Linked DNA regions of Homo sapiens: region 2 is linked to region 1. The links are chromatin contacts, found by Hi-C or POLR2A ChIA-PET in ENCODE. All regions are on one chromosome and are shown on one strand. Each heading gives the region's core, a stretch centred on a gene start or an enhancer-like site at or near the end of the contact. The rest is flanking DNA. Distances are from core to core; before and after follow the strand shown.

What was found. Hi-C counts contacts between places; a loop is a spot of excess contacts on that map. ChIA-PET counts read pairs that join two places held with the same protein, here RNA polymerase II (POLR2A). Pooled maps may share reads with other maps.
Region 2: a map of heart left ventricle shows a loop between it and region 1 (2.8-fold over the local background). The contact joins two enhancer-like sites. A Hi-C loop is called at or near these places in 3 of 168 maps with a recorded cell type or tissue (heart left ventricle and heart right ventricle), 1 of 37 single-sample maps with no recorded cell type and 2 of 50 pooled maps. POLR2A ChIA-PET finds 5 or more read pairs at or near these places in 2 of 52 experiments (CD4-positive, alpha-beta T cell and WTC11).

The regions. Positions count from the first base shown.
Region 1 is chr7:122,842,591-122,849,638 of GRCh38, forward strand. The region is part of intron 1 of CADPS2 (calcium dependent secretion activator 2); the gene reads right to left. Among named protein-coding and RNA genes, the nearest start is that of CADPS2, 40 kb to the right of the region's middle. Within about 2 kb of position 1,926, at least 2 of the 41 ENCODE cell types and tissues checked have a DNase peak (open chromatin) inside an H3K27ac peak, as active enhancers do.
Region 2 is chr7:122,800,340-122,807,689 of GRCh38, forward strand. All of the region lies in intron 1 of CADPS2 (calcium dependent secretion activator 2), which reads right to left. Among named protein-coding and RNA genes, the nearest start is that of CADPS2, 82 kb to the right of the region's middle. Within about 2 kb of position 2,037, at least 10 of the 41 ENCODE cell types and tissues checked have a DNase peak (open chromatin) inside an H3K27ac peak, as active enhancers do.

The sequences.
Region 1 (7,048 bases), core at 676-3,175:
ATAAAGGCCAATGTAGAAAATGCTTACAGTATTGTATAAGAAAAACAAATGTCATATTTTTATTATGTTAGAGTTATAAGCATGTGAACAATATATGGGTTGAATAAAAAATAGAAAGTTGATAGTAAAAATTGGTATATTTTAATATATACTAGAAATACAAAGATAATTATGCCACAAAATATAGCTAGAAGGTGTAAAGGAGGGAGGAAGAAGACAAGAAAGGAAAAGAAAACCCTTGCCTACACTATCCACTAAGGGCCCAAGCAATGCTTAGGTTGAGGACAACATGATTTTGCTCTAAGGAAAATTAAAGGAAATAAGCTAGGGAGCCTTCAAAGCCTTTCAGTGACCACAATACTAGGAAAATGTTTTTAAGAAGGAACTATAATGAGGGCAGAAATCAAAACAAACTATCATATTTGAATGTGGAAGAAGACACAAGGGAAAAAATGCTTTAATCTCATATAATTAAAGTACTTAAGAGATTGTGTTGATTTTTCAGAATTAGCTTAGGATACCGAAGCTGGAAAAACAAAAGCCTTCATTAAAAGGAGCAATGCTTTCTGTGAATACCAGATAACTCTCATTTTTGAATGAATGCTAGACAAAAGCATGTACTCAATCACACATCATAAGAGTTGCTTTTTTTTTTGGCTTTCCTAATGTAATCACATAGTAGATGAAATTTCTCCTCAACAATATATAAGGATGGAGATAGAAAGCTACAGGACTTAATTACACTTATATCTGCCACAGTGGAAAAAAGGTATCAAAACAGCATCAAAATGATAAGTTTAGGACGACTGACTGACCAACTACTTTGACCTATGGGGTGTCACTGTCTGTCAAAAAGCTATAACCAGCTTTTGGCATGAGGGGATATTTGAAACAAATAGTGAGATCACAACTTAAGATATACTAGTACTTAATGATAATGGACGGTAACCCCAGCACAGCAAACAATGCATGTGTGAGTTCTCAAACAATGAGTCCAGTTCTTTAGGAAGCTATGACATTATATGCCAGATTGTGACATTTGACAAAAGAAAGGTAATTTCACCATAAAACTGAGCAGTCTGACAAGAGAGACTGGGGAATGCTTGACTTGAAATTGCACACTGATGAGAACACAAGAGCTAGAAAAAAGGAGAGCTGACTAATGAAGAGATGGTAAAGAGGGCCATGGGTCTAGCAGCAGATCTGAAATGGGCAGATGAGTCTACATGATGAAATGGCAGGCAAGGGTCAACAGGAGGCAAAAGTGTAAAGTGAAGAAAGGATCCAGGTGAGGACCAGCATGCTTAGAAGGCATTATGAGCAGAGAGGCCCAACAAAAAGGGAAGCAAAGAATTCGAGATGAGTACCTATTGAGGCTGAAAGGAAACTGGGATAACCAGCAGAGACAGGATCATAGACGAGTTAGTTAGGAATCCAGTTTCCAGGCAACTGGGCACCAAGGTGAGCACAGGACCAAACACAAGCCCCAGCCACAGTGAGTCTGTAGCCTTCTGCTTCCAGAAGCTCCTCACACGGCCCCACTAGGGACAGGACGAGCCTCACCTGGAGGTGAGACTGAAGTTACAGGTTGGGGTTAACTGTTACAAGGCAAGAGGCAAAGAACTAGGGGAACAGGAACACAATCCAGATGTAACTAAGTTGGATTTCACATTTGTATGAAACTTTATCCTTTAAAATTAGTGGTAATCACGCCCTTTCATAGTTTTAAAGTTAAAAAAACATCCCGCTTGCCCTTGACTCCAAATGAGATACTCAATGTTATGTTAAAAATCAGGATTCTTTGTTCACTACTACAACTCTCATTTCCAGGAGATGAATCACCTAAACGACATATCTTTTCAATCACTTTTTATAAGAGTTTCCTTCTCAAAGAACATCTATAATATTCAAACTGTGAGAGGAATTAAAAATATCATGGGATATCCTGTTTTATCACATTAATGCACAGGAAATATTTTAGAAGACTGGCACTCAAATATTAGCACAGAAAACAATATTGCTTAACTAAATAGAAAAGTCTTTTTAAAAATACATCTATAGTAATGTATCCTAAGTTACATAGTTTATGCTCAGGGGCTCAGGTATAATGTATACAATCAAGAGTTTATCCAAAGTCACATCAGATAAAGGACAGGAAATCCAGGAAGTCTGATGTGATTAAAAAGGTCAGGCAAATATTTAAGTTTCAGAGACAAAGTGAGTGGGGAGGATTCACATAAGGCTGAAGAGATTGAGCAAACCTTGGATGTAAAGATAGACATGTGGCTTAAAACAACATCAAAATGAAAAAAGGTAAAAAAAAAAAATCATTTTATTCTAAGGCTCCTTTTTTGCATTTTTCCCCCTAGTTTTTAATCATCCTATAAGCTTATAGTACAGGCAAGATCAAGATGCTTTTGAGAGACTTAAAACTTCAAATAAGGCTTCCTAGTCACTATTCCCTGCTGATAAGCCAAATAAATAACCTACATTCTCTATCACAAATCCCAGAAATGAGGGAGAAGAGGGGATACTGTCATCAGTCAGAAGCAGGATAATAAACATAAAAGATCTGAAGTAATAAATACTTTTCTCTCATGTCCAGTAAGTGGTGGCTCAGCAAATTGCCCCCACCCATCTTTGGGCCCAGGTTTGTGTGTGCTAAGATGTGACCCCTGAAGAAGGGACCCAGGACTTATTCTAAGAGCAACCTCACACAAAGCAGCTTCTTGCCTAGCATGAGATGGTCTCAAAAGAAAATGGGTAAAGGTTTGATGTCAGATAAAAAACAACCACAAGCGTGGCACTGCCAGCAACACAAAGCCAGAGTTGGATGCTCTCAGGAAGAAATCTTCCAAAAATGATGGCAATGAAAACTGGAAAACATCCACACAAGAGAGTTAATTTTAAACTCTTGCCAACCCCGGAGTATGAAAATGCCATATGGCATCAGTCTTTCTTGAGTGGCACTGCCCTTTCTCCATTCTCCTCGCTACATCCCCTCAGGAGTCACACACCAGGCCAGCAAGCTTGGGTTGAAAAGCCCTCCACATCAACTATCCCACTGCAGGCTTCCAGCCTAGAGCAGGTTCACATGCACAGGGGAGAGTCTTCAACTTTAAATGCAGTTTGGGCTTTTAACTATGACATAGCACAGGACATGAATTATTGAAATAGTCTTTTGGGGGCTACAAGCAACAGGAAAACTTGATAAATTGTCCATGTTATTACCCAAGCAAAGTTATGGCACCAATCTGAGATTCCATCCAAAGGGGAAGGTTGGTCAAAAAGTACTAAAAGGGATAGAGAGGGAAACACAAAATAGCGTTATGATTGCTCGCCAACACGGTGGTCCCTCATTCAACACAATGGTTAAAATCACATCAAAGAGGAAAACTGAAGCATCTATGTATTCTAAAAATTAAGGAGTAAGAAAATATGATGAGTTCTGGCTGTTTATCTGTAAGATTTCACAGTTAAAATTCTAAAACATTTATTGTAATGCAGGGTACTAAATGGCAAACATTGCATCTTACATATTCCATTTAGCCATATTAAAATTAAAGTGCTAAGGATGTTCAAATATTAAGTGATAAAGGTATTACAAAATCTAGTAAGCAAGGTTTATTCATCTCTACTCCAAGGAATAAAAAGATATAAAACTGATTTAACAACCCAGTGCAAGAAAAATAGCTGTAAAGATTGTACACTAAATTGCAAACTAAAGCAAAAGGTATAAATCTCTGATATAACAAGAAAATCACTGTAAATACTTTACAAATTTTGCAAGTTTTTATGAGTGTGCTTTGTACATTTCAAAAGTAAACTTTAGGCTGAATTTGGTTAGCTACAAAAGTGGTGTTACACAGGCAAACTAAAGCCAAGAATGAGGTATTTGAAATGCCACCTCAGATTATTTAATTGAACTATATATTTATATTCAGATTCAGCATTAAAATTAATATACAGATAAAGGAATTGCAATATTAGTTATAAAGCAGAAGACTATGTTGTGGCAACTCTTTAAATATAGGAGCCAATAATTTTAAGGAAGAGGCTGCCCAGTTATTTACATCTCGATAAGGAGCAAGGAAGAGTGAATAGGCTGAGCACACAAAAATGAGGTCCCAGGAAACAAAACACAAAAGTACTAAAGCTGATTAAGTGGTAAGGACAATAACAGCTCTCTTTCACTTCCTGAGATGATCTTCAAGCTGGCACCACTCCCTTATAGAAGTATGCCATGCTGTGCATGACCCTGCAGCAAATCTCTACCAAAAGTTTCTTAGTATGGCCAGTAGCCAAAGCTGGAGTGCTTATTAAAATGCAGATTCCTAGGCCTCATACCAAACCTACTGACCCAGTATGCCCGGCAGCAGATCCAGGAACATGCATTTTAAAGGACTCCACTGGTGACTTTACACATGTTAGAGTTTGAAAGCCACTGCTCTAATCACCTCAATTGTCTCCCTTCTCCATTATTCTTCACATTCATACCTTTTTTTTTCTTTTTTGAAATGGAGTCTTGCTGTGTTGTCCAGGCTGGAGTGCAGTGGCGCAATCTCAGCTCACTGCAACCTCCGCCTCCTGGGTTCAAGCAATTCTCCTATCTTGGCCTCTCAAGTAGCTGGGACTACAGGCTCATGCCACCATACCCAGCTAACTTTTGTATTTTTACTAGAGACAGGGTTTTGCCATGTTGGCCAGGCTGGTCTAGAACTCCTGAGCTCAAGCAATCCTCCCTCCTCCGCCTCCCAGAGTGCTAGGATTACAGGTGTGAGCCACCGTGCCCAGCCGGTATTCATCTCTTCTAATCTAGCTCAACACTCAACTCCTGTTAGAAATCTGTGATTAAACTCCTTTCAACTCTGATGAGTCTTTTACTTTCTTCAATAATTATGTGTTCAGCTCTGTGTCTTTGGCCATTTTATTGTATTGTTCTCATACCATTAGTTTGTTATATAAAAATGGCCAAAACATACAAAGCCTTTGCTGTAGCTACTTAGATTTTTTTTTTTCTTGTCATCATTAACAACAGTTCTATGGGAAAGATACTAAGCTTATGGCGTGGGAAAACTTAGATTTTCCAAAGTAAATTTGCCTTAGCTCACATTTCTAGAACATTGTGAAGATTCAGTGCAAACCCACATAGTCTTACTGGTTACTGCTCCGAACTCATACTTACTTAGATTTTAATCTCCTTAATGCAAATTGTTTCACATATGGAAAGGAACAAAAAATACAATAGGAGTAGCTGTGGTTAGAATGGTTGATAGCATGTATTAAAGTACTTGTTAAACAAATGTGGTTGAAAGCAATACGGTAGCAAAGCCAGTAAAACATCATCCTATATGAAAACAGCAATAATAGGTGGGAACAAAAGAAAACTAATCTTCTAGAGCAACTGCATGGTGATTTGCCAGGACAGAAGGTTTGAACCTGATCTCATTAGAACACTCAACTCTTTGCCTATGGCTAAGTTTCATCATCATATGCAATATTTTGCCTATAGCTAATGTCTTAATCTTATTAGAATACTCAACATTTTGCCTTTAGCTAAGGTCTTGTAGTTTTAGGAATGTCTCTGATAAAAGCAATGCTCTTACTCTCAAGCCTAGCAACCAGCATAACTAAGAGAGGAGTACCCAGTAAGGCAGTGTTGCAGGAAGACAAACCCTTCCTCTGCGACAGAGCCCACAGAGGTCACTGCTGGAACAATGGGGAAAGGAGAAACTGAATCTCTCCTCAATTTCAAAGGAAAGATTCAAGAGGAAATAGGGCCCTCCTTAAATTGGCAAACACTTGCACAGCCTCCTAGGGAAGAGCCCATTTATCTACAGGCTACCATGGCCAGGTCTAGGCTGAACGTTCTCACAGTAGAGGAGCCAGGACCCCCAAAGGCTCTAAAATATTCAAGATCAGATGCTATCAGTATCTGTCCCTGGTTGGTGAAAAATAAAGAACTTTTATAAAGCTAAAAAGGATCAGATACTAGAAAGAGGCAAAACTGCGATTCAAACATATGCCACAGCCTCAAATGCCTGTTTTTTCCCCATTATACTGTGTTTCATTCTCTCATTCAGAGGTTACTTCAGGTTAAAATAAGTATTTCCATGTTAATGGACTGTATTAGTATCTTGCATCTGTGTGTAAAATGCCATGACGTCTCTGACTTTTTCCCCAAGAGTTTCAGACACCTAAGTAACCGGCAGCTTCAAGCAACTCACATAAAATAAGGAAGATGGGAAAGGGAGAGGAACTACATCTAGGAACCTGGGGATTTACACAGAAAAGCTATCTTTCTGAAGACTTTACTAAGAAAAAAAATGCTCCTGAAGTATTTTGGAACAGCTTTTCATATTCTATTAAGAGTTTTCATGCAAAGGCATGAAACCAGCTTTCCAAAGTCCCAGGCAGGTTAATGAACAATTACTAAACCTTTCAATCTTCTGATTCTAAAGTTTCCATTTGAAGACTAAGGGCAAAATTCAACCTAAACTTAGTCTCCTTACTAAACTATACACGGACAACTCAGAAATTTGCATTTATATCAAAGATTAGCTTAATTAAGCATGTTGGTTGCCCACTATTTTTCATAAACACAAACCTGACTGATGTTTATCAAAAAATTTTAAGCTTTGTTTACAAAGAACGTTGGAACATTCTGAAGCTCTCCTCAATCTGTAAAATATCTGGAGGAAACTATTTTTTCACTTATATTTAATTTGCTTAGTCAAAAATCACCAAAAAACATTTTAATTTGCATTTTACCAAGCCTCTTTTAAAATATTCTTAGGGCATAGAAGAATTCTGAAAGCTTGGTTATTTGTACTCAGGACATCAGAAATGCCACTGCCATAGATTTCCAAGGACGTTTCCTTGGTAAAGTCACAAAGTTCATAAACTATGGAGCTTCTCAGTCTCTGCGGTCCCCAGCTGTCCGCAACATCTTTATCACCTATTCACACTTTCCAAGCAAAGTGAAAACAGAGTCTGTGCGTTAAGGAATGTTGATTTAACAAATTGTTATTAAGCATTTATATGTTTA
Region 2 (7,350 bases), core at 787-3,286, 42 kb before region 1:
CAAAATACATTATTAGAGAGAAAATTTTACCTCATAAACAGATAAGCTTTTAAAATAAAAACACTGTTGTAATCTATAAGCTTTACAAAAACTGATCAAGTTCCAGAGCAGTGACTTCTAAACATTAAAATTCATAGGAATACCCTGGGATCTTCTTAAAATTGAGATTCTAAAGTAGTAGATGTAGGTTGGGGGCTGAGAATTTGCCTTAATGCTGTTAACTGCCTGGGAACTACATTTTGAATAGCAGGGTCCTAGATCATGAAGTAAAAAAAAGGAACCACATTATATGAGGCTTCAATAATAGAGCTAGTATAGTAAAATAAGAATTTACAACTAAAGGAGGAAAAGAGCAAACAAAAAATTCAGCTGGGTGTGGTGGCTCACGTCTGTAATCCCAGCACTTTGGGAGGCCAAGGCAGGCAGATCACTTTCGAAGTCAGGAGTTCGCAACCAGCCTGACCAACATGGTAAAACCCTGTCTCTACTAAAAATACAAAAATTAGCCGGGCGTGGTGGCACATGCCTGTAATCCCAGCTACTTGGGAGGCTGAGGCAGGAGAATCACTTGGACTCAGGAGGTGGAGATTTTTGGTGAGCCAAGATTGTGCCACTGTACTCCAGCCTGTGCGACAGAGCGAGACTCTGCCTCAAAAAAAAAAAAAAAAAGAAAATTCAAGTGAACTTCTTACCTTGGGGTAATTAAGAAAAACACTATTTGGGCTAAAGAGAAAATTAAAATGAAAATTGTACATAAAAACTGGGCAAAGAAAGCACATTTAAAACTAGAAATGCTATAAGCCAAAGCAATACTCAAAAATATGTACATATAGGGAGAGATAGAGACCAAAACAGAATGTTCAACTGTAAGACTAACATAATCCACTAACCAAAATCAGACAAAGACAGCACCAAAAGCCAATGTACGTTATAAGAAATGCTGCAAAAATCCTAAACCTACTAATGTTTATACCAGATATGCTTAAGTGGTCCAATATGTATTAAAAAAACTCCTAAAGAAATCTGTTACATTAACAGATTAAAGGACAAAACCCATGTGATCATATCAGTAAGTGCTTGAAAGATTTTGATCTAAGTAATTCATCACTTTGCTAACAAAATGTATTAGCAAGCAAGGAACAGTATTCAAGGTCCTTCATTTAATAAAAAATATCTAGCACAAATCACCACATGTAATAGTGAAGAAATATTACACATGTTCCCATTAGATCAGGAAAAAGACAAGGATACCTATTATCATTGCTACTATAAAGTTACATAATGGAACTTTCAGTAAATGCAATGAGAAAAGAAAATGTTAACCAAAAAGAAGCATATGTAGGAAAGAAAAAAATGTAAAAATTGTCTTTCCTGAACAAATTATATAACTACATGAAAATGAAAAAGCCAAGAGAATCTTTTTTTTTAATTTTTATTTATTTTTTTTTTCTGGAGACATGGTCTCACTATATACCCCAGGCTCTATCAATCCAACCAACTCAGCCTCCCAAAGTGCTGGGATTACAGGCGTGAGCCACTCTGCGCAGGTGAGAATCACTTTTTAAAAAACTATTAGAATTGATAAGACTCTGGTAAAGATTCAAATATAAAATCAACATTCAAATAATTAAAAAGTATTACTTAAAAATCTCTCATAATAGAAAAGCTACAAGATGTCTAAACAGTATCACAGCATGTATAAAATCTATTTAGAAAAGCTATAAGATGTCTAAACAGTGTCACAGCATGTATAAAATCTATTTATAAAAGCAAATTACTGAAGGACATTAAAAAAACTCAAATAAGTAAAGAGTTTTCATACTTCTATTTTGGAGGACTCTATACTGTAAATGTGTGAAATATCCCCCTGATTACCCTACAAATGCACCCAAAAAAGCTCAGCTCTTAAAAACTGACATGCATTTACAATTCATTTTCAATGAGAAAAAAAGAAATACCAGAGAACCTACGATTATTCCCTTCTTAGAACAAGCTGTGCTGTTTCCTGCCTCAGGCCCTGCCTAATGCACTTCCTGTTCCCTCTGCGTCACATGCTGTGTACCTCCACTCTTCGGTAATCGCTGGTCAGTCTCACTCATTGGATCTCAGCCCCCAAAAATCCGTTCTTGGACTTCTTTATTTAAGGTAGGCAAGCACATACAGGCCCATAATACACCCTAGGTGTGATCTATCCAATCATCCACTTCAAACTGTGACCATCTCATCTATGAGATGTTTATCCTCTAAACAACTAAACAATGCTTACCCTCTAGCACTCCCATCAGAACTATGTTCCAAGAGCTCAGAAATCATGTCTCTCTTGTCATTTCCAGATAGCTGGTATCACAATGACTGACACATGAGCTTATTGTTCTTAAAATTCTTAAAGCACGTGTCTACTTTCACCATTAGCAGCAATCTAAAAACCTACAGAGCCAAAGAATTACACATAAATACAATGGAATAATATACAGCCATTAAACTGATGTTGCTGAAGAACAATTAGGGACAGGAATTAAAGCAAATGGAACGTAGAGCACAATTCCATTTTTGTAGTCAAATTTATGTGCACAAAAGACATATATGGATGCACATAATACAACAATTACCTCCACTCATATATTTTAAATGACTTTATTTGTATTTAATGTTTTATTTTCACATTTTCTAAAAAAATATGAATTATATTTAAAGGAAGAAAAACTCAATATAGGTTTGTTATTGTATGCATAGGTATGTGTTTTAAGAAAACAGGCCTCTTCACTTCCTCCAACTCCCTTATTACCTTTGTCACAACATATATAAACTCAGAAAAAAACATTCAAAATTATAACCTTGAACTCAACAAGCCACACTGGAAATACACTCAGTGCTGCTCATAGAAACCCACTTAATCCCTGTCCTGCTGCTTTAAAAAATGCAAAATCTTAAGTGAAAAAAGGTAAATGTTGCCAGCATTTGTTCTGTAAAGGGAAATCACAATTCAGAAAGACTCATTTTTTCCCTTTGAAGTTAGGAACAAGAACAAAACCTCCCTAAATTCTCACCCTGCTGCTGCAAGAGGAAGAACAGAAGAGAGAATGTTCTGTGATGGAATCTCATTTTGGAGTCTGAAAGAACGCTACATTGCTGCCTCTGTGACACAGAGCTTGCCATTTTCTATGGTGTTTTCTATCAGAATCACATGAAAATGTGACAAAGCCATAAATCACAGGAAACTTTCACCACTAGATGGTGAGCTTGTGGCTTGGCAGCTCATGCCTCTGATCATTGGTCTCTTCAACCAAAACATTTAAGAAATCAGATATCCATTTGATTCATTTTAAAAATTTATAGTATTCTTTGATGGTAGTTTGTATGTCTGTGGGATCGGTGGTGATAAAAATTTAATGAAGAAAACAAGTACTTTGCAACTAAGCATGATACAAGTCAAATGCAGATAGCTATCAAAACATTTTTAAAATAACCAAAGTGATTACACTTAAGTCCTGTTAAGTCCTGGTTTTCCTAATACACATCTTATATTCAAATTTCTCTAGGGGATGGGTTACTTAATAAAGTGAGAATTCCTGTACTTAGGATCCCTAGTTTTGACCTGCTGCTTATCCTGTCTTTTTAAAACCAGGCTTGAATGGAAAAAAAAAAAAAAAAAAAAAAAACACTGCAAAGCACACTCTGAAGCTTTTGCTTAAGGGACAGCTCTCCTTTGGCCAGTTCACTGTGGTCACTCATTCCCAGCTACCACACTGCTCTCTTATCTCTGGTTCCTGACTGACCTGCACTCTAGTTTGTTCAGAAAAGTCTAGAGGTGAAGCTTTAATCCTAGCCCACTTAGTTTCCTTTCCCCGCATCAGTGCCAAGGCATTAGCAGAACCAGTATTTCTCCATAAGGGAAAACTAATGAATTCATTTTAAACCAACTTCTTATAAGCCAAGACAAGGCATTAGCTATCAGTCATGACTTCAAATAGATACAACTGCTGAGGACTAGCACGTTGCATTTTTCCAGCCACAGGTATAACCTGTGCATTTAGGTTATTTTATTTTTCTTTCAGGAAAATACTCAATATAATTAAACATCTGCTCTCTAACATCCTATACAAATGAATGGCTGATGATTTTAGAATCACTGACAGTTTGGTTTAAAGACAGAAGATCATTTAATTTATTGTTTTTAATAGAAAATTTCTTAAATGACATTTTAAGGAAATGTCAAGAATGTTGGTAGAACTAGAGTGTGTAGTGTAAGAAAAAGATGCGAAATTTAAGCCTTTCTTAAACTGCGGAATTATCTTATGAATGGCAATTATACTCAATATTGTGATACAGAGACACCTCAGGACCCAATGCATCATAAAGGGTCAGTGTTCCTATATCAAATGATGCTGGATTGCCATCCTTTTCAAATTCTTATATGCTCTGTAAGATTTCCTATGTCTTGCCTTGAAGTCAACTGTCATTTTTCATGGTAATTCACTATGCTGCCTATAGAAATTCTTATCCTCATTTGTTTGCTATTTCTAATACCATATACTTAAAAATTAAATAGGCTTACTAAAATTGTACATGAAACAATGAATAAGCTCTGGGGATTGGTAAATAGAATTCTTATCTATCACAACCTTGTGTACTTCAGTGAGAGAACTCTGTTATACTCATTTAGAGATACATTATTTAATAATAATTGTGTATGTATCTTGTGTTCCTTTATTAACTACAAGTTTCTTAAGAACAAGAGCCACATGAATCACCTTTGTAACCCCATAGCTAACCCCCAGCAAGGTACCCTGATAAATGCTGAAAGCATTTTCAATCATTATTATTATTATTATTGTTATTGAGAAGGATTCTTGCTCTGTCGCCAGGCTGGAGTGCAGTGGCACTATCTCGGCTCACTGCAACCTCTGCCTCCAGGGTTCAAGTGATTCTCCTGCCTCAGCCTCCCTAGTAGCTGGGACTACAGGCACTTGCCACCACGCCTAGCTAATTTTTGAATTTTTAGTAGAGATGGGTTTTCAGCATGTTGGCCAGGATGGTCTCAATCTCCTGACCTAGTGATCCGCCTGCCTTGGCCTCCCAAAGTGCTGAGATTACAGGAGTGAGCCACCACACCCGGTCTTCAATTATTTTTATTGTTTACTTCCCTTATATTTTAGATAGTTTAGGTCCAGATGAGTAAGGTTCTAGTAATTTTAACAGTGGAACCAAAGATCAAAACTCTCTATACTTATCAGCTTACAGCCTAAGTTGTGGTCCTTCCAAAATTGCCTTCTCTTTAATTCAGACATGTCACATAATCACCATTCCTGGTTATGAGTCAAGCAACCAGGTATCAGGAGAAGCCACAGCAGAGGGTCTCTGAATGTCAAGGGCTGGTGAAAGGCCAATGCTGGTAGTATACACAAAGGCACCAGTTAGATACCAGGAAATACGTGCCCTATAACTCACAAGAGAGACTTCTCTCCCAAAAGGAAGAAAAAATGCACATGGATACCTTTAATTTGCTACAGCCCTGTGAATGCTTAAATTTGGATAGGGCAGCAAAATGAGGCACACAGCTGTAACATTAGCTCTTCATGGATGTTTTAAATATTTTTAAACTTGCCAACAAAATAGCCCTTTCTCTGTTAAGTAGGAGGTATGGATTTTTATATGTATTAATATTTATATTAGAGCACTGAATGTGCAAACCTTTGTTTTATGATCATTTCTGAAAATATAAATAAGAAGTACTAGCCCTGATTTCTTGAGGCTTTTGGATTTTCTTAATGTGGCAGTCACAATAGATGAGACTCACATTGTTAGAAGCTATTCATAAGCAATTTACAAAATTATAAATTCAAGTTAGGAAAGTTGACTATCTAAATGTTTCCTTATATCTCTGAGGATGTGGAAGATTAGTGTTCACTTTAGAATGAATAAATCAGTATTGTGATGATCTCAGTTCTACAATGAAATAAAAGTGTTTAGAACTGGTAATAATCATAATTTGATCTATGTCATTTTTTTCTACTACTGTACCCACAGAACTAAAAACAAATCTAACGAAATGTGATTGGGAAATAAGGGCCAGAATCTACAATTTATTGCCCAATTAATTATCTCTTTAGTTACTTCACTATATTGGCATGGACAATTAATGGGTTTACAACACCAATGCTGCTTTAACACTGACTTAAATATTTTAAGATGTCTAAAAAACAAATTGACAATCAGAGTCCTGCCATCTATTAACAACAACCCGAATGATTTTATCTTTCTCTCACAGCTTAACATTAATGCAGTCCAGGAAATATTCTAACATAGTAATTGCAACAAATAATACAGATTATCTAAACCATGAGTGATGAAGTTAGTGCTAAGAATTTCCCCCAGACCTACCACTTAGGTAATCTTTTCTTCTATGATTACTTAATAATATTCAAATATAGAAATCTGTTAGCTTATTATCTAAGGACAGATTATATTAAAACTAAAATAAGTTGTTGCAAAATTTGTTTTTGTTTCATGATTTCCAAACAGCCTTAAAGACTGTGTTAATCTATGGGACAGGGGAGAATACATGTGACAACTATCAATCTATTGCCTCTTAGCACCAAATCCACTGTTTATTTTCTAAAAAGAGAGCTGAACACTAGAAGTAAGCATTCCTCCTTTGCAGTGAAAATGATGCTAAGTTTTGTCATTAGGGGATACTGTAAGGACAGAGCAAGAGGAAGGGGCTTTCTTTCCTCGTTCCAGCACATTTGTATTTGCTTCTTTATGCTCCTGCCACCCTGCTACAAGCAGTGCATGCAGGGGGCATGTGCTGGTGGCCTACCCCAGCGGTATGCCCCAACCCACAGACCCTTGGTAAGTTCATAGCCAGCCCAACTCTGGCCCAGTGAACATGTCACCATGGCCCTCCCAACACAGACACTGCAGGCTCCAAGACTCACATCACTTAGCCAGTGATCATATCCCCAGTGCCTGAATCCCTCCATGTGTCCATCCACCAGGCTGGGCCCACCTGAACCCATGAGAGGTGTTCCAGGCCTGCCAGCCTCAAGTTGCCTATAATCTGGAGAGAAATTTTCTGCTCCACTGGAAAGTATGGACCAACTCTGGCCTGGACAACTCAGCAAACTTCTCTGACATCCAATAGGCCACAATCATAATGTCTACAATGAGGTCTGAAACCCAGCCTCGGGAGGCGGCTCCCCTTCCAAGTTTGTTCCTTTTGGGGTTGCTATTAATATAACAAAATGCCACAGACTGGGTGGCTTAAGCAACAGAAATTTATTTCCTCACAGTTCTAGAGGCTGGAAGTCCAAGATCAAAGTGTTGGCAGGTCCGGTTTCTTCTGAGGCC